Linked DNA regions of Homo sapiens: all the other regions are linked to region 1. A link is a contact called in ENCODE Hi-C or POLR2A ChIA-PET data. All regions are on one chromosome and are shown on one strand. The core of a region is the stretch at or near the end of the contact, and the rest is flanking DNA. Distances in the headings are between cores, read along the strand shown. Region 1 holds the start of NFAT5 (nuclear factor of activated T cells 5). Region 2 overlaps CDH1 (cadherin 1). Region 3 overlaps ST3GAL2 (ST3 beta-galactoside alpha-2,3-sialyltransferase 2). Region 4 holds the start of COG4 (component of oligomeric golgi complex 4). Region 5 holds the start of ST3GAL2 (ST3 beta-galactoside alpha-2,3-sialyltransferase 2).

Region 1 (2,948 bases), core at 13-2,512:
AAAGTCTCTGCCTGAGCTCCCTCCCTGCAACCAGCCCTTGAACGGAAAAGCAGAGAAAATTCTCAAAGGACAGCGTCTGTGCCTGGGCTGGTCCTCCTGGGAGAGGAGAGGAATAAAACCAATCCAGAGAGGGCACCCCCATCTTTGTAAAGGAGAAGGGAGAAGTAATTAGAATGCCACGGAGGTGGGAAGAGAAAAAAAAAGAAAAGAAAATTCGGGCCCTTTCCATCGGGCCCTTTCCAGCAAGAAGATGACGAGGAAAGGAAGAACGCCTGGTCGAGGGGGGCTGTCCCAACATGGGGAGGGAGTGGACTAGGCCGGAGGGAGAGGGGGTGGAACGACGGCGCAAAAACAAGCTGGAAAGGGAGGAAAATGGTGACCCTGCACTCAGAACCGGCTCCAGGCCACGCCGCCCGCTTGGGGGCAACTTTGCTGGGGAGGAGGGTCCCGGTAAGAGAAGACGCGGCGCCCCGATCGCGGTGGCCCCAGCGCGGGGCCCAGTCTGGGGCCATCCCCGAGCCCGGGAGGCCGGGGCCGGCGGCTCGCGGAGCCTGGCGGGGCCGGACGGGCTGAGAGCGGCTAGAAGCGACCGGTGCCGCAGAGCCCCGGGGGCCGACGGAATCTGGGCCCCGAGCGGCCGGCGGCTCCGCGGGGGAGGGGCCGCCACTGCTCCGCCCGCCCCCTCCACCGTCACCCCGATCCCTTCGGCCTCTGCCCGCTCCGGCCAAAGAAGCCATGGGGGTCGCGGCTCAGCCGCCCCCGGCGGGACGGGGACCCCTCGCCTCCCCTGGCCCTGTCTCCCTGTCTCCCTGTCTCCCCGCCCCCACGCCCCACCCCCCACAGCCTGACTCACCTCGCGAGTAGAGGGACTTGGGCGATTCCAGGTCTAGGTCCGCGCTGAGCAATGAGATGAAGTCCGAGGGCATCGCAGCTCGACCCAGCCCGGCCCGAGGGCAGCGGGAGGGGGGGAGCGGCGGTGGCGGCGGCACCTCCTCTCCGGGACCGCGGGCACCGAACCGGGGGCGGCGACGCGAGGGCGGCTGCCGCTGCCTCCTCCTCGAGGGTAGTGACTTCCACTGGGCCGAGGACCGAGGAAACGATGGCGAGGTGGAGGGGGAACTCCACGGGGACTGATTCTCGGTGACCAGGAGAGGGGTTCAGGACGGGGAAGGGGAAGGGGGAGAGCCAAAGGGTCCGTTTCGTGTTTCTCCTCAGCGAAAACTGACGGTCGCCGCCACCGCCGCCGCCGCTGACAGGAATCTGAGCCCCGCCCCCGTGGGGCACAGCGCAGGCGCGGAGGGGGGTGCCCGGGAGCGCGGAAGAGCCGTGGCGGCCCCCGGAGGGCGGGGAGGCGCGCCAGGGAACAGCAGCAACATGGGCCTCGCTTCCTGCCGGCGCGGCCCGGGCTGCTGCTGTTCCTGAGCCGGGAAAGGGCCCCGCTGCCAGGGTGGGAGGGGGGGAGGCTGGGAGGTGGCCGCGCGCTGGGGCCCCGGGGAGGGAAAAGGTATTTGCAACGACCTGGTGGCGGCGAGCCTGAGGCGGCCGGCCCCGAGCAGAGCTGAGCGCAGGAGACAGAGCCGAGAGAAGCGAGAGGTCTGCGCGAGCCGGGGACGGACCCCAGAGGCCGGCGGCGGACGGGCCTGGCTGGCCCGGGGTCTCGCAGGGGACCGGAGTGTCATCGCCCGGACAGCCGCCAACCCTTTGGGGTTTGCATAGCAGTGTGTACAAAGGGACTGTCAAACCCATTTCTTAATTAGGAAATGGCAAACCGTATCCCAAAAACCTCGAGTTATTGATTTTTAATTAAAGTACTTTCTCCCCTAACACTCCCCTCCTACCTTTGGAGGCTGAAATTTTTTTTAAAAAAAACGATCTCTCTGATTGTGCTGGGGCATCCGGGTTATTCGGAGTGGGACATAGAAGACAATTAAAAAATTGGATCATGTGAATCCACCTGGCTGTTCTAGAGGAAAAACAGGTAAAAAGCAAACCTCAACGCTACTCTTCCAAACAGTTTTTCTTTTTTCTGTTTCTTTTTTTTTCCTTTTGGACTAGGCAAAGATGGAGGAAGAACGCATTTAACTGAGTTTTTGCTCTTGCTTTTCTGTTCGTGGAGCCAAAAGTTTCCGTTGCAAAAATTTAAAATCCTCACCCACACCGCAGAGCGTTTTCTGATTCTAATAGACTTCTGAGAAATTTTTAATCAAGTTATTGAAATATTACCTGGAGTGCAGGGTGTGCATCTTGGGAAGTAATTTTAATCTTGTGTGGAATATTGATGCCAGTAGCCACGTGGGCATGGTTTTTAAGCTATTCGAATGGTTTCGTTTTTTATCTACAAGGATAGTTACAACTCATGAAAATCAGTCTGTTGTAATATGTGTATGTGTATATATATGCACACATATATATACATACATATATACACACATATATACATATATATATAATTATAGAGACTTTTTCCCATGAAATTGAGCAGTTCTCGGGACTTGGAGTGCTAGGGTTGGGGTAAGAAGCTCTCAGCAAAGGAGGGCCCAGTACAGATGTCGCTGAGGCAAGGCCCTTTACAAAGTTTTACCTGTAGACCTAGAATTTAAACGTGTGTCATCAGAGCTCACCTATCTTTCATCTCAACATTTGATTCAGGTTGCCCAGTTGTCTTCACTGAATTGTGTGTAGTAATCAATCCTGTGAACATTTTTCTTTTGTCGGAGGTTCAGAAAGCTTTTCAGAGCCACCCCAAGATGGCAAAGCAGAACAAGAAACTGCCCTCAAATTGCCATCTCTGCTGTATGGTGTCGTGACAAGTCCCAAGGGAAGTCCCTTCATAACTGATAAGAGCCCCACTCATTTGAGAGAGAAAGATTGAAACCTCACATTGCCCAACAGGCCAAGGCCTACTGAAATCCTATAGCTTCTGAATTGGAGTAAACACACCTCTTGGA
Region 2 (2,895 bases), core at 143-2,642, 810 kb after region 1:
AGAAACTGGCCCTAGGGAATTCCCATTTGGGTCTCTCTCTCTCTCTCTCTCTCAAAAAAAAAAAAAAAAAAAAAAAAAAAGAAATAAAAAGAAGCCTACCCTAGGCAAAATGGGGTGGGGTTGGGATAGAGGGGAGGGACACAAAAAAATTTGAAAAAAAAGAAAGAAACTTGCAGGCCAGTGCAGCAACTCACATCCGTAATCCCAGCACTTTGGGAGGCTGAGGCGGGCAGATGGCTTGAGCTCAGGAGTTCAAAACCAGCCTGGGCAACATGGCAAAACCTCGTCTCTACAAAAAATACAAAAAAAAAAAAAAAAAAGATTAGCCTGGAGTGGTGGCATGCACCTGTAGTCCCAGCTACTTGGGAGGCTGAGGTGGGAGGATGGGGATGACTTGAGCCCAGGAGGCAGAGGTTGCAGTGAGCCAAAATTGTACCACTCCACTCCAGCCTGGGTGACAGAAAAAGGCCCTGTCTCAAAAAAAAGAAAGAAAGAAAGGAAGGAAGGAAGGAAGGAAGGAGAGAGAGAGAAAGAAAAAGAGAGAGAGAAAGAAAGAAAGAGAAAGAAACTTGCCCAAAATCACAGGAAAAGTAAGGGTCCAGTTGGGATTGGAATCCAGGCAATCCTGCTGCATTCCACCCTCCCAGTTCATCTTCTCTAAGAGAAGCTCATAGGCTAAAAGAGAAATAAATGCTGAAGAGTCAAATCTCTGTCAAAACCAGAAATGAAACCTCACATCTGGCAAGTAAAATGTGGTTTCCTAGGTTCAACAGCTTCCCAGGTATTTAAACACTCCCATGGTGGAAGTGAGAGGATTAGCAGAAAGAAGAATGAAAAATCATAACCAAATTACAAAGCCCAAAGAAAAATAAGTACAACTTACAGGAAGTTTCAAAATCAAAAACTCAGCTGGTTGCCATGGCTCACACCTGTAATCCCAGCACTTTGGGAGGCCAAGGTGGGCGGATCACTTGAGGTCAGGACCAGCCTGGCCAACATGGTGAAACCCTGTCTCTACTAAAAATACAAAAATTAGCCGGGCATGGTGGCGCTGGCCTATAATCCCAGCTACTCGGGAGGCTGAGGAAGGAGAATAGCTTGAACCTGGGAGGTGGAGGTTGCAGTGAGCTGAGACTCCAACACTGCGCTCCAGCCTGGGTGACAGAGCAAGACTCTGTCTCAAAACAAAACAAAACAAAAATCAGAGACTCAAAATACAGCTCTGAAACATCCAAAAACCTCAAGGAGTAGAAGAGGGCTTTGTTTTGTTTTGTTTTTTGTTTTTGAGAGAGCGTCTCGCTCTGTCACCCAAGCTGGAGTGCAGTGGTGCAAAACGCAGCTCACTGCAGCCTTAACCTCCTGGACTCAAGGGATCTACCTGCCTCAGCCTCCCATGAAGCTGGGATCACAGGCACACGCCACCATGCCTGGGTAATTGTTTTTGTATGTAGAGACAGGGTTTCCCTTTGTTGCCCAATCTGGTCTCCAACTTCTGGGCTCAAGCAATCCTCCCACTTTGGCCTCCCGAAGTGCTGGATTACAGGCATGAGCTACCGCACCCGGCCTCTTTTTAAATGCAGACTTGAGACAAGAAGGCAAAAGTTACAAGAAATACAACCACAAATTCTATTTTCTCCAGAAAATTTAGTCATGATTACAAGCCTGGGAGTTAGGTGGTAATGAAACCAGCCACATGAACGTCACCAAGCAGCTGTTATTTCTCCAAAACCTTTTAGCACGAAGCTAACAGAGACGAGATCTAGGGCTAGTATCTCCTGGGACTTATGAGTAAGAGCCGGCACCTAGAGTACCTGTCACTATAGAGGGTGATGTCACCGCTGATTCAACCTGATATTGAAAAACCTTACCAGGAGAGGCCTCTCAATGTCGGTGACTCAGGGCCCCACCCCACCTGTTCATAAAGTAAGTGCCCAGGTGTTTGCCTCACTGCTTATTCAAGGGATGATGTTTTCCAATAGGAAAGCCACAACTCTCCCCACCAACAAGTTGGTCATCTTGTTCCCTTTTTCAAACACTCCCACATAGTTGTGGTGAAGAATTTGTTGGGGAGGAAGCCTCGTACTGAAGGTGAGATTCCAAAGTAAGTACCAGGTCCTAGGAACACTCGTATACATGCACAAAAAAAAAAAAAAAATATGCCCTAAATGATGCCTGTTTAGAAAATATCATCCCTCTGCAGGAAGAATCTTTAGAAAACTCGGCTAGGCACAGTGGCTCATTCATGCCTGTAATCCCAGCACTTTGGGAGGCCGAGGAGGGCTTATCACCTAAGGTCAGGAGTTGGAGACCAGCCTGGCCAACATGGTGAAACCCCGTCTCTACGAAAAATACAAAAAGTAGCCAGGTGTGGTGGCACATGCCTGTAATCCCAGCTACACCGGAGGCTGAGGTGGGAGAATCGCTTGAACCCGGGAGGCAGAGGTTGCAATGAGCCGAGATCAGGCCACTGCACTCTAGCCTGGGCAACAAGAGCAAGACTCTGTCTCAAAAAAAAAAAAAAAAAAAATTTAGAAAACTCTGCTGGAGCAATATTCCTCTTGGGCAACATGCTGAGGGGTGGGGAGTGGCTTGGAATGAGCATTATTTCCTGGTTTGAATCTGATACCCTTTAAAGGAGATGTTCCTAAAGTGGCAGGTCAAAAGAGAAAGATAAATAAATAAAAAATGAAGGAGATGTGAAAATGAGCCCTCAGGATTCCTTCTCTAGAAAATGCCTGGCCTGGCCGGGCATGGTGGCTCAGACCTGTAATCCTAGCACTTTGGGAGGCCAAGGCGGGGGTATTGCTTAAGCTCAGGAGTTCGAGACTAGCCTGGGCAACGTAACAAGACCCTCTCTATTTATTTTAACAAAAAATTTAAAAATTAAAAGAAAAA
Region 3 (3,079 bases), core at 536-3,035, 810 kb before region 1:
CGCTGCGCTTCCCCGCAGGTGAACGTGTACGGGTTCGGGGCCGACAGCCGGGGCAACTGGCACCACTACTGGGAGAACAACCGGTACGCGGGCGAGTTCCGGAAGACTGGCGTGCACGACGCGGACTTCGAGGCCCACATCATCGACATGCTGGCCAAGGCCAGCAAGATCGAAGTCTACCGGGGCAACTGAGCCGGGCCTCGCCGCGACCCTTCCGGCCCATCTATCGGGCACCGGGGCTCCGGCCCGGGACCCAGGACCAGCAACCCGCGACCAATCATGCTGCAGCCCAGGGGCGTCTGCTGTGCCCCGCCAATCACGAGACTGGGGGACCGGCCGGGCCTGGCACCAATCTGCGCTGCGGTCGGGCGGAGCTTCTGTTTCTCCCAGCCAATCATGTGACTCAAGGAAAACTTCCGGCGCTGTGTCCAGTCTCCTCCAATCAATGGCCTTCGGGGGCGGGCCAGCGGCCGCTCAATCCCCACTCCCTCATGCTTTGGGTTAGGGTTTTCTTTCACGCTTTCTGAGGAGGAGAGCATGGCGCGGGCCTCGGCGAAGCACTTCCGTCAGCCTCGGGCGGAGGATCGTCTTAGTAGCTGGCCAGACCTGGAGGAGAGCGGGCGGTCTTTGCGGGCCTCAGGAGATAGGTGGCCGCCCGGCCCCTTTCCCCGCCTGCCCGGATAGGTGCGTGCAGACCCACCAAAGAAAAGCGGTCGCTGCGGGACCCCCAGTCCCACCTCGGCCGCGCTGTGGGATGGCTGCGCCCCCAGGGCTTCCTGCGTCTCCAGGAAGCCGGGAGTGGCGCCCTCTGCGGGGTGGGGTGCTCCCGGGCCGAACTCCGGACAGGTGGAGGGGACAGGGCAGAGCTCGAGGAAGCCCTGTCCCCTTCAGTGCAAGGTGCTGTCACTCACGTGTGCCCTCGACCCTCCCGTTCACCCGCAGCCTTCTCAGCGCCTCTCCCTGGGCCGGAGGCCTCCTCACCAGCCTACCTGTTGCTCTGGAAAAAAATCCCGTCCCCCGACTCCGTCCCTACCCCCAGTCTTCGGCCGGCTCTGGCCCCTGGGGAGGGGGCTGCACGGCGGAAGGAGGCTGGCTATGGGCCCGGCTGCCCGCTGCATGTACCTCCTCCTCCACCCATCGCCTCTTGCCTGGGGGTAACTTTGCCTGGGGCTCATTCTTTGGTTAAGCTGAAGCTGCCGTGGGTGGCCAAACCGCAGATTCTTTGCAAATTCTGAGCTGGCAGAGCTCGCAGCCGGGAGCCGGCCGGGGAAGAGGAGACTTGCGCGCCGCAAGCCGCCTGCCTCCACCCTGCTCTCCATCTCCCGCTCTAGAAGGGCTGGGAAGCTCGCGGCCGGGGTTCCACCTGGAAGCTGCTTGCATGGCTGAACCCAGCTTAGGTCCCTGACGGGGCTGCTGGTGGAATTCTCCCCCTTCGAAGCTGGGGAGGTTTAGGAGGGGGAAGGCTTCTGTGAAGCTCTCAAACCACTAATAGAGCCCCCTCCCCAACAGTGACGGCGCAGATGCTCCCCCTTTTCTTAGTTGACACCACCAGGCAGCTTCCTGGCCGTTGGTAGGTTCCTGCAGCTGGCTGAGGGAACAGGGACCGGCAGGGGACTTTGTTAGGGGAGGGTTGGGATGGGCAGTGGGCCCCTGAAAGTTAATATATTGGAACCTAGCTCGAGTGTCGTTCTTTCCAATTCCGAAAGTAGAAAGAGTAAAAATAGGGGTGATTGGGGTGGGGTTAGTAGAATGCCTCTCTCAGGGCGCTCCCCCCTCCCCCACCGTTTTAGAGAGCTAGGCCTCAGCCAGTCTTGCCACTCCCATCTCAGTGCTTCCTGAAGAGGCTGTTTTGAGTGTTGATGAAAAGCAATGCAATTATGCCAAACAGTATTGAGCAGAATAATTTATTTCTTTTTTTTCTTTTGCTTTAAATCATGAATCCCGCCAGGTACGGTGGCTCACACCTGTCATCCCAGCACTTTGGGAGGCCAAGGCGGGCGGATTACTTAATACTTAAGGTCAGGAGTTCGAGACCAGCCTGGCCAATATGGTGAAACCTCGTCTCTACCAAAAAAAAAAAAAAATACAAAAATTAGCCAGGCGCAGTGGTGCGCACCTGTAATCCCAGCTACTTGGAAGGCTGAGGCAGGAGAATCCCTTGAACCGAGGAGGCGAAGGTTGCAGTGAGCCGAGATTGTGCCACTGCACTCCAGCCTGGGCGACAGAGCAAGACCCTGTCTCAAAAAAATTAAATCATGAATCCCCATCCTGGAAGAGGTAGGTCCCAGCATCCAGCCAGATTTTCTGCAATAGTAATTTAAACACACTTTTTTATTTCCTTCCCTTTCTGAATTAAAAGGAACAAAAAACTGTCTAGTCCTTCATTGTTCTGAAATGGGCATGATGGAAGAAGGCGGGTCTGGTAGGATAGCTGTGACTGATAATGGCTGAGAACGTTGGGGGATATGGGAGGGGCGAGATGACTCCCAGATACCCTCCCCCACCTATACAGGAGGCACCTCATTCCTGGACTCTGCGCTCCAAGACACTGAAATCTGAGCGGGTACAAGCATTTTGGTTAAAAATCAGCTCGTTGTCGCCTCTTGAGTTTCCTCCAGGAGAGGAGTTCATTGGAGAGGATTCCTGGTAGCAGCTCCTCGCAGTGGCTGTCCTGTAACCACTTTGGCCTCTGTCAACATGATGTCTCCAGGTATCCATCAGGCTCCGATACATTTGGGTGGCCACAGGCTGGGCTGTCCCCACCTCTCAGGGAAGTGCATCTAAGTCAGGTTTTCCCCTCTGGCACAGCCCTGCCTCCACAGCCCAATTTCCACCATGCCACAGGCAACCCGCATTTTTATTTATTTAATTTATTTATTTATTGAGACAGAGTCTTGTTCTGTTACCCAGGCTGGAGTGCAATGGCCCGATGTCGGCTCATCCCAACCTCCACCTCCTGGGTTCAAGCGATTCTTCTGCCTCAGGAGAGTAGGGAGTAGCTGGGATTACAGGCATGCACCACCACTCCCGGATAATTTTATATTTTTAGTAGAGACGGGTTTTCTCCATGTTGGTCAGG
Region 4 (2,905 bases), core at 35-2,534, 960 kb before region 1:
GCGGTGGCGGGCGCCTGTAGTTCCAGCTACTCGTGAGGCTGAGGCAGGAGAATGGCGTGAACCCGGAAAGCGGAGCTTGCAGTGAGCAGAGATCGCGCCACTGCACTCCAGCCTGGGCGACAAAGCGAGACACCGTCTCAAAAAAAGAAAAATTAGCCGGGCGTGGTGGCACGCGCCCGTAATCCCAGCTAGTCTACTCGGGAGGCTGAGGTAAGAGAATCGCTGGAACCCGGGAGGCAGAGATGGCAGTGAGCCGAGATCGCGCCACTGCTCTCCAGTCTGGGCGACAGACTGTGACTCCGTCACAAAAACAAAACAAAACAAAACAAAAAAAACTTCCCCCACGTCTGTTTACCATTATTACAAAAAGCTTGTATGATTGCTCACTGCATCTTCTCCATCCTCCAAGGAAACATCATCGCATTTAAACTCTGTCCTCCATTACGCAAACGAGAAAATAGAGGTTCAGAGGAGGAGACAAGTTGCCCAACTACCAAAATACAAATTCAAACCGGAGTCTTGGCTCTAAAGACTGTTTCCGTTATTTACGCTTTTAACACGCTCCATCTTTCTATCTTCCCCTCGGTGTACCATTTACTCTACCCAGAGGGAGACATCCATGCCTCCCGCTGCTTGTCACACCTCCCCCGTCTCAGAGTCCCCAGAAGTTAAAAGCAATCTCCACGAGCCCTATTTTGAGATAGAATATGTTCCCACACTGTGGATGGAAGCGAGAGATAACTGCAGGAAGCCGTTTTGGCGCCTCAACCATCCCTCGGTACCTCCTCCTGGTCCCCAGCCTCTCGGGCCTAGACTGCCCGTGACCCCCGCCAAAGTCTCGGGTCCCCCTTCCATATGGCCGGTCTCCGCCTCCCCGGGCCCGGGGAAGTCTCCAGGCTGTTTTTTTACCCTGCAGCGAGAAGGATGGTGTGGATATCCAACGGATGCTACCTCCCTTCAAAACTTAAGCCACCACCAACTCCAACATACTGGCGTCCGCCATTAGACCTCAAGACAGGGACATTCTGGTGGCGCGCGGCGGAAAAAGGCACCCAATCCGCGCCTGAAGAATATATATAATTTTTAAAAAATGCTTCCGTCTTGCTTCCACACGGCATTACAAATTATTTAAACATGCTTTATTGCTTTGCTTTTTCCAGGAGAATAGAAAATTAATACGTTTTTAGAAGTAGACTTTAAAAAAAAAAAACCATTAGAGTTCATTGGGCACTTCTGTGGGCAGCCCCAAATAGGCGCCAACGAAGAGGGGGCCTCGCGGGACCGGAAGTGCCGAATGGGGACCAAGATGGCGGACCTTGATTCGCCTCCGAAGCTGTCAGGGGTGCAGCAGCCGTCTGAGGGGGTGGGAGGTGGCCGCTGCTCCGAAATCTCCGCTGAGCTCATTCGCTCCCTGACAGAGCTGCAGGAGCTGGAGGCTGTATACGAACGGCTCTGCGGCGAGGAGGTGCGGGGTCGAGCCTCTTCTTTTTCATGGAGGATCTAGGGAGAGTGGGAGCCTTCAGTCGGGAAATCCGGGCTGTGGGAAACTCTCCTTGCTGGGGGATACAAAAAAGCGGGAAAACAAAGAAGCGGAAGCTAGTCGGGTATATGAGTAGTCCTGTCAACTCTTTTCACGCTGTCGGACGCGCCGAGCTTGTCTTCCCTGATACCTGGGCGATCTGCAGCCTCTCCTCCCTAGACCCCCGTTGATTTCCCTGATCCATGATCACCAGTTTCTCCACGGGAGTAAAGTTAGTCTGAGAGTATTTGCCAAATTGCTTGGTTCTCAAAATAATAAGCGCCCTTTTGCATTGGCTTAATTTACAAATTATGAAACGCTCTCATCCTGTTATTTAAGAGGGAAGCCTTTGCAGATTAACTTCTTGAAGCGTTTTAAGACTTCCTCTTGTGGGGAGTGATTTGGGGGTGTGATTTTAGCGTTTTGGTCAAATGCACATCTTTGTAGAGGTTTAGCTTTTAAGACTCAGACACAATTCTCTAATCTTGGACAAGTCACTTCATCTCTGGTACCCTTGATATTTTATCAAATGAGGGGTGTGGACTATTCTCCAATTCCTTTCAGTTCATAACGTTCTATTTCCTGCCTCCTTTAATTTTCAGTGGCAACTCGATGCTGTCAATTCACTTTCGAATGTCAGTTGGGTTCCTTGCTAGTCAAAAGAGATCTAAGCTCTAAGCTTGTCAGCTGTTTCCCAGACCAAACTTCTAGCAAAGTTGAGCACAAAAGGCAGTTTCAGCCTGAGGGAGAGGTGATCGTTGATATCTTTGAGTATTTTCAAGTATAAACTTGCACTAACTCTAGCAGTTTCTGATACGTTTTTCAGCAAGATGTGTGTGGTGTTTTTTGTTTTGTTTTGTTATTTTTAGAAACAGGGCCGCTCTCTGTTGCGCAGGCTGGAGTGCTGTTGTGCTGCAATCAGAATGGATGAAACCAGAGGCGCACACCACCGTGCCTGGCTAGTTTAGTGTGTGGGGCTTTTTTTGTCTGGCCTCAGCAAGATGTGTTTTAAAATTTAGTATCTTGCGGGGCGCGGTGGCTCACGCCTGCCATCCCAGCACTTTGGGAGGCCAAGACGGGAGGATCACCTGAGTCAGGAGTTCGAGACCAGCATGACCAAAATGGTGAAAACCATCACTACTAAAAATACAAAACTAGCCGGGTGTGGTGACGCATGCCTGTAATCCCAGCTACTCGGGAGGCTGAGGCAGGAGAATTGCTTGAACCTGGGAGGCGGAGGTTGCAGTGAACCAAGATAGCGCCATTACACTCTAGCCTGGGCAACAAGAGCAAAATTGTGTCTCTTAAAAAAAAAAAAAGCCTGGCGCGGTGGCTCACTCCTGTAACCCCAGCACTTTGGGAGGCTGAGGCAGATGGATCACGAGG
Region 5 (2,856 bases), core at 299-2,798, 870 kb before region 1:
AGACAGAGTCTCACTCTGTTGCCCAGGCTGGAGTGCAATGGCATGATCTCAGCTCACTGTAACCTCCAACTCCCAGATTCAAGCAATTCTCGTGCCTCAGCCTCCCAAGTAGCTGGGATTACAGGCACGCACTACCACACCCAGCTAATTTTTGCATTTTTGGTAGAGACAGGGTTTTGCCATGTTGGTCAGGCTGGTCTTAACTCCTGGCCTCATGTGATCCACCTGCCTCAGCCTCCCAAAGTGCTGGGGTCGTGATGACATCACTGCACTCCAGCCTGGGCGACAGTGAGACCTTGAGCAAAAACAAAGAGCGTTCCTGTGCTAAAGGGGACTAGACTGGGACCCTGCCTTTCCGGGTTTGGCTCTTCAGGGCCATTATTAATTATCCCACACAAGGGCCATCCTTGAAAGAGGATACCGGTGTGTTAGCAGCAAACACCAACAGCAGAGGTTATCAGGTTATCAAGGTAGTAACCGGCAGCATGAGCAACACCTGGAGACGGGGTAGCAATGCCAATTCTGGGGCCTGCCCTAGAGCTAAAAGAACCAGAAGCTGAGGGTGGGGGCAGCAATCTGCGTTTAAACAAGCTGGCCAAGAGGATCCCATACACACCAAAAATTCAGAACCACTTCAGCCTCACTTCAGCCTGTTGGAGGGCGAAACTGCAGTCTACCTGGAGTTTCATAAAGGTTTTGAAATAGGTGCGGAAGTTAGGGAAAGGATGGGCTAATAAAAGACATGGCAAATATTTAAAATGCATTCACTTTACCCTCAACAGCAGGAAGCTACGGGCATCTAAGAGAGAGCCTGCAAGGGGGAGATGCCCCGGTGGATGAGGAACCAATAGACACTCTGCCCCCTTTTCCTCTTTTCCTAGGTGGGGAACACAAAGTCCAGCGAGGCCAAACCCCCGCTCGCACCGCTGATGGGGTCTCTCTCCCCTCAGGCCAGGGCGCAGCGGCCCCACCGCAGCTCGGGCTTTCAGAGCCCGGGCGTGAAGCCAAGCTGGCCTCAGGTCGCGGCTCTTTGAGAGCGCGAGTGGGAACAGTGCCCTCCGGCCGGGCTCGTCAGCAGCTGGCCACAGCAGCATCTGAGAGGCGTCCTCGGCTAGTGTGCACCTCCCTAGGAACCCACGTATCCAACCCGGCTCGGGGCCGTCTGCTCCAGCCGCTGGAGCCCGGCCTTCTGAGAATGAAGACTTCCCATCCCCCTCCGTCTCCCCTCCTGCACGGCGGACCCCCTGAGCCCTAGCGAAACTACAAAGCCCACAATCCCTGGGATGCGCGCGCTGTCTTCTGGGAGATGTAGTCCTGGATGCGGGGCGCCCCTAGCGACCCAGCGCCCGCTGGACTCCATATCCCAGCATGCCGGCGCGCGTGCGGGGGGCGGAGGGAGGGAGAGACGGGGAGGATGTGAATGGGGTGGGGGCAGTCGCCCCTGTCCCCCACCCTTCCCTTCAAGCCGGGCAGGGGTGGGGGGAGGGGCCGGGCTGAGGCGGCGGCGGCGGCGGCGCTCGGGGAGGGTTGGGCCAGGCAAGGGCGGGACTAGCCCACGGCGGGCGGACGAGAGAGCTGCGAGCTAACGGGTCCGGACGACGGCGGCGGCGGCGGCGGCGGCGGCGACGGCTTTCTGCGCGGGCGGCGGCGGCGGCCGGAGCGGCGAGCATGGCCCGCGCGGCGCCGGGCGCTGACTGAGGTGCGCGGGTGGGATGAGGGCGGGCGGGATGCAGAGCGCCCCGGGCCCCCGGCTGCCCAGACCTCCCCTGCGCGGGCAGCTGGCGCGGCCCAGCGGCCCAGACCGGCCCGTTCCAGCCCGGCAACTTCCCCCGGGTCGGGGCGCCGGGCTCCCTCGTGTGGGCGGGGGTCCGCGCGCGTTGGCCTCATTCCGGATCCCCGCCTTCTGCTTTGCACGTCCAGCCGCTCCCAGCCTCCCAGGGCTCCCGCTCCGCTCCTTTGCCGGCAGCCCCCAACCCCAACCCCAGCCCCAGCCCCAGCCCTCGGAAGAGCTCTCTGCCCTGGTCCCGACTTCCAGTCCACTCCCTAGTTCGTACCGCTAACCCTGGGTCTCCCGGCCTCTGCTCCACCTGGGAGACCCCGGCCCCACTCTTGGCCAGAGCCTGTCTGCCCCATCAGCTCCTCTTTCCTCTCTCCCCTGTGATCTTTCCCCTACCTGGCACTGCCCCCTAACCATCCTCAGTGGCCCAGTTCTCACGGCTCGACCTTCCTACTTTGGGGAAACTGAGGCACGGCTGAAGCCAGAAACTTGGCCAAAGCGCCAGTCCCGTGGAGGCTGGTCTGAACCTCGTCTCTCCTCTCTCCTGTTCCTTCTCTGCCTTGGAATGGAAGTCATTTCTTACCCCCAGTCATTCCCCTGTGACTGGACCAAACTTCCCACCCCCTGCTACAGCTCTGGGCTGAGCTCACTTGAGTCTCCCCTTAGCTTCCTGCCGCTCCTGTTGGCCTTCCCTCCTTCGCATAACCCACTCCGGGTTCCCTCTGCCTGTAGAGGAGTCAGCACCAATTGCTTGCTTGCTCAAGTTAGCCTTTCGATTTATCTTTTGCCAACTGCATCCATCTCCCGTCTCCCATCTTCCCTCTTGCTTTACAGCTGCGTAAAGGAGCGGAGGATTGAGTCAAAGGTGGTGTTGGAGAAAGGGGCTAGAGAGGTGCTGGGGGCAGGCAGGGACCTGGGGCCTCTTTTCAGTCAAAGCCTCCGGGGGAGTACAGGGCACTCTGGGACCTCTGGCCAGTAACACACTCCCGCCTCGTCTTTGGGACGGATGTTTGGAAGCTGGTTGGCCACCCCTTCCTTGCCTGGTGGGCTCTGAAGCCCTTCTCAGGTGGAAGGTATCG

Evidence for each region. A loop is a pair of places that touch in the nucleus more often than their neighbours do. ChIA-PET counts read pairs that join two places held with the same protein, here RNA polymerase II (POLR2A). Pooled maps may share reads with other maps.
Region 2: a loop to region 1 is called in a pooled map, with 16 times the contacts of the local background. The contact joins the enhancer-like site here to the promoter of NFAT5 in region 1. A Hi-C loop is called at or near these places in 2 of 37 single-sample maps with no recorded cell type and 7 of 50 pooled maps. POLR2A ChIA-PET finds 5 or more read pairs at or near these places in 1 of 52 experiments (activated CD4-positive, alpha-beta T cell).
Region 3: a loop to region 1 is called in a map of CD8-positive, alpha-beta T cell, with 15 times the contacts of the local background. The contact joins the enhancer-like site here to the promoter of NFAT5 in region 1. A Hi-C loop is called at or near these places in 1 of 168 maps with a recorded cell type or tissue (CD8-positive, alpha-beta T cell), 1 of 37 single-sample maps with no recorded cell type and 4 of 50 pooled maps.
Region 4: a loop to region 1 is called in a map of OCI-LY7, with 6 times the contacts of the local background. The contact joins the promoter of COG4 here to the promoter of NFAT5 in region 1. A Hi-C loop is called at or near these places in 1 of 168 maps with a recorded cell type or tissue (OCI-LY7) and 7 of 50 pooled maps. POLR2A ChIA-PET finds 5 or more read pairs at or near these places in 2 of 52 experiments (GM12878 and activated B cell).
Region 5: a map of GM12878 shows a loop between it and region 1 (4-fold over the local background). The contact joins the promoter of ST3GAL2 here to the promoter of NFAT5 in region 1. A Hi-C loop is called at or near these places in 1 of 168 maps with a recorded cell type or tissue (GM12878), 2 of 37 single-sample maps with no recorded cell type and 8 of 50 pooled maps. POLR2A ChIA-PET finds 5 or more read pairs at or near these places in 1 of 52 experiments (activated CD4-positive, alpha-beta T cell).

Annotation. Positions count from the first base shown.
Region 1 is chr16:69,564,280-69,567,227 of GRCh38, reverse strand. NFAT5 (nuclear factor of activated T cells 5) reads right to left here and starts at 1,262. Exons shown (of 15, transcript NM_138713.4): 1 at 854-1,262. The coding sequence starts at 926. It overlaps MIR1538 (microRNA 1538), which reads left to right and starts at 1,360; the gene lies at 1,360-1,420. RefSeq lists silencers at 467-776, 797-1,066, 1,361-1,537, 1,257-1,636 and enhancers at 2,756-2,895, 2,298-2,948.
Region 2 is chr16:68,755,393-68,758,287 of GRCh38, reverse strand. All of the region lies in intron 2 of CDH1 (cadherin 1), which reads right to left. Among named protein-coding and RNA genes, the nearest start is that of CDH1, 20 kb to the right of the region's middle. RefSeq lists enhancers at 794-843, 888-1,032, 1,524-1,623, 1,617-1,761 and cis regulatory regions at 960, 1,689. Within about 2 kb of position 1,392, at least 16 of the 41 ENCODE cell types and tissues checked have a DNase peak (open chromatin) inside an H3K27ac peak, as active enhancers do.
Region 3 is chr16:70,378,802-70,381,880 of GRCh38, reverse strand. ST3GAL2 (ST3 beta-galactoside alpha-2,3-sialyltransferase 2) reads left to right here. Exons shown (of 7, transcript NM_006927.4): 7 at 19-3,079. The coding sequence ends at 192. Among named protein-coding and RNA genes, the nearest start is that of DDX19A, 33 kb to the right of the region's middle. RefSeq lists enhancers at 360-419, 450-619. Within about 2 kb of position 1,785, at least 39 of the 41 ENCODE cell types and tissues checked have a DNase peak (open chromatin) inside an H3K27ac peak, as active enhancers do; they include CD8-positive, alpha-beta T cell, where a contact is called at or near this core.
Region 4 is chr16:70,521,933-70,524,837 of GRCh38, reverse strand. It overlaps COG4 (component of oligomeric golgi complex 4), which reads left to right and starts at 1,284. Exons shown (of 19, transcript NM_015386.3): 1 at 1,284-1,465. The coding sequence starts at 1,295. It overlaps SF3B3 (splicing factor 3b subunit 3), which reads right to left and starts at 1,022. Exons shown (of 26, transcript NM_012426.5): 1 at 910-1,022. RefSeq lists enhancers at 1-478, 1,512-1,651.
Region 5 is chr16:70,437,792-70,440,647 of GRCh38, reverse strand. It overlaps ST3GAL2 (ST3 beta-galactoside alpha-2,3-sialyltransferase 2), which reads left to right and starts at 1,548. Exons shown (of 7, transcript NM_006927.4): 1 at 1,548-1,699. RefSeq lists silencers at 1,397-1,576, 1,677-1,876.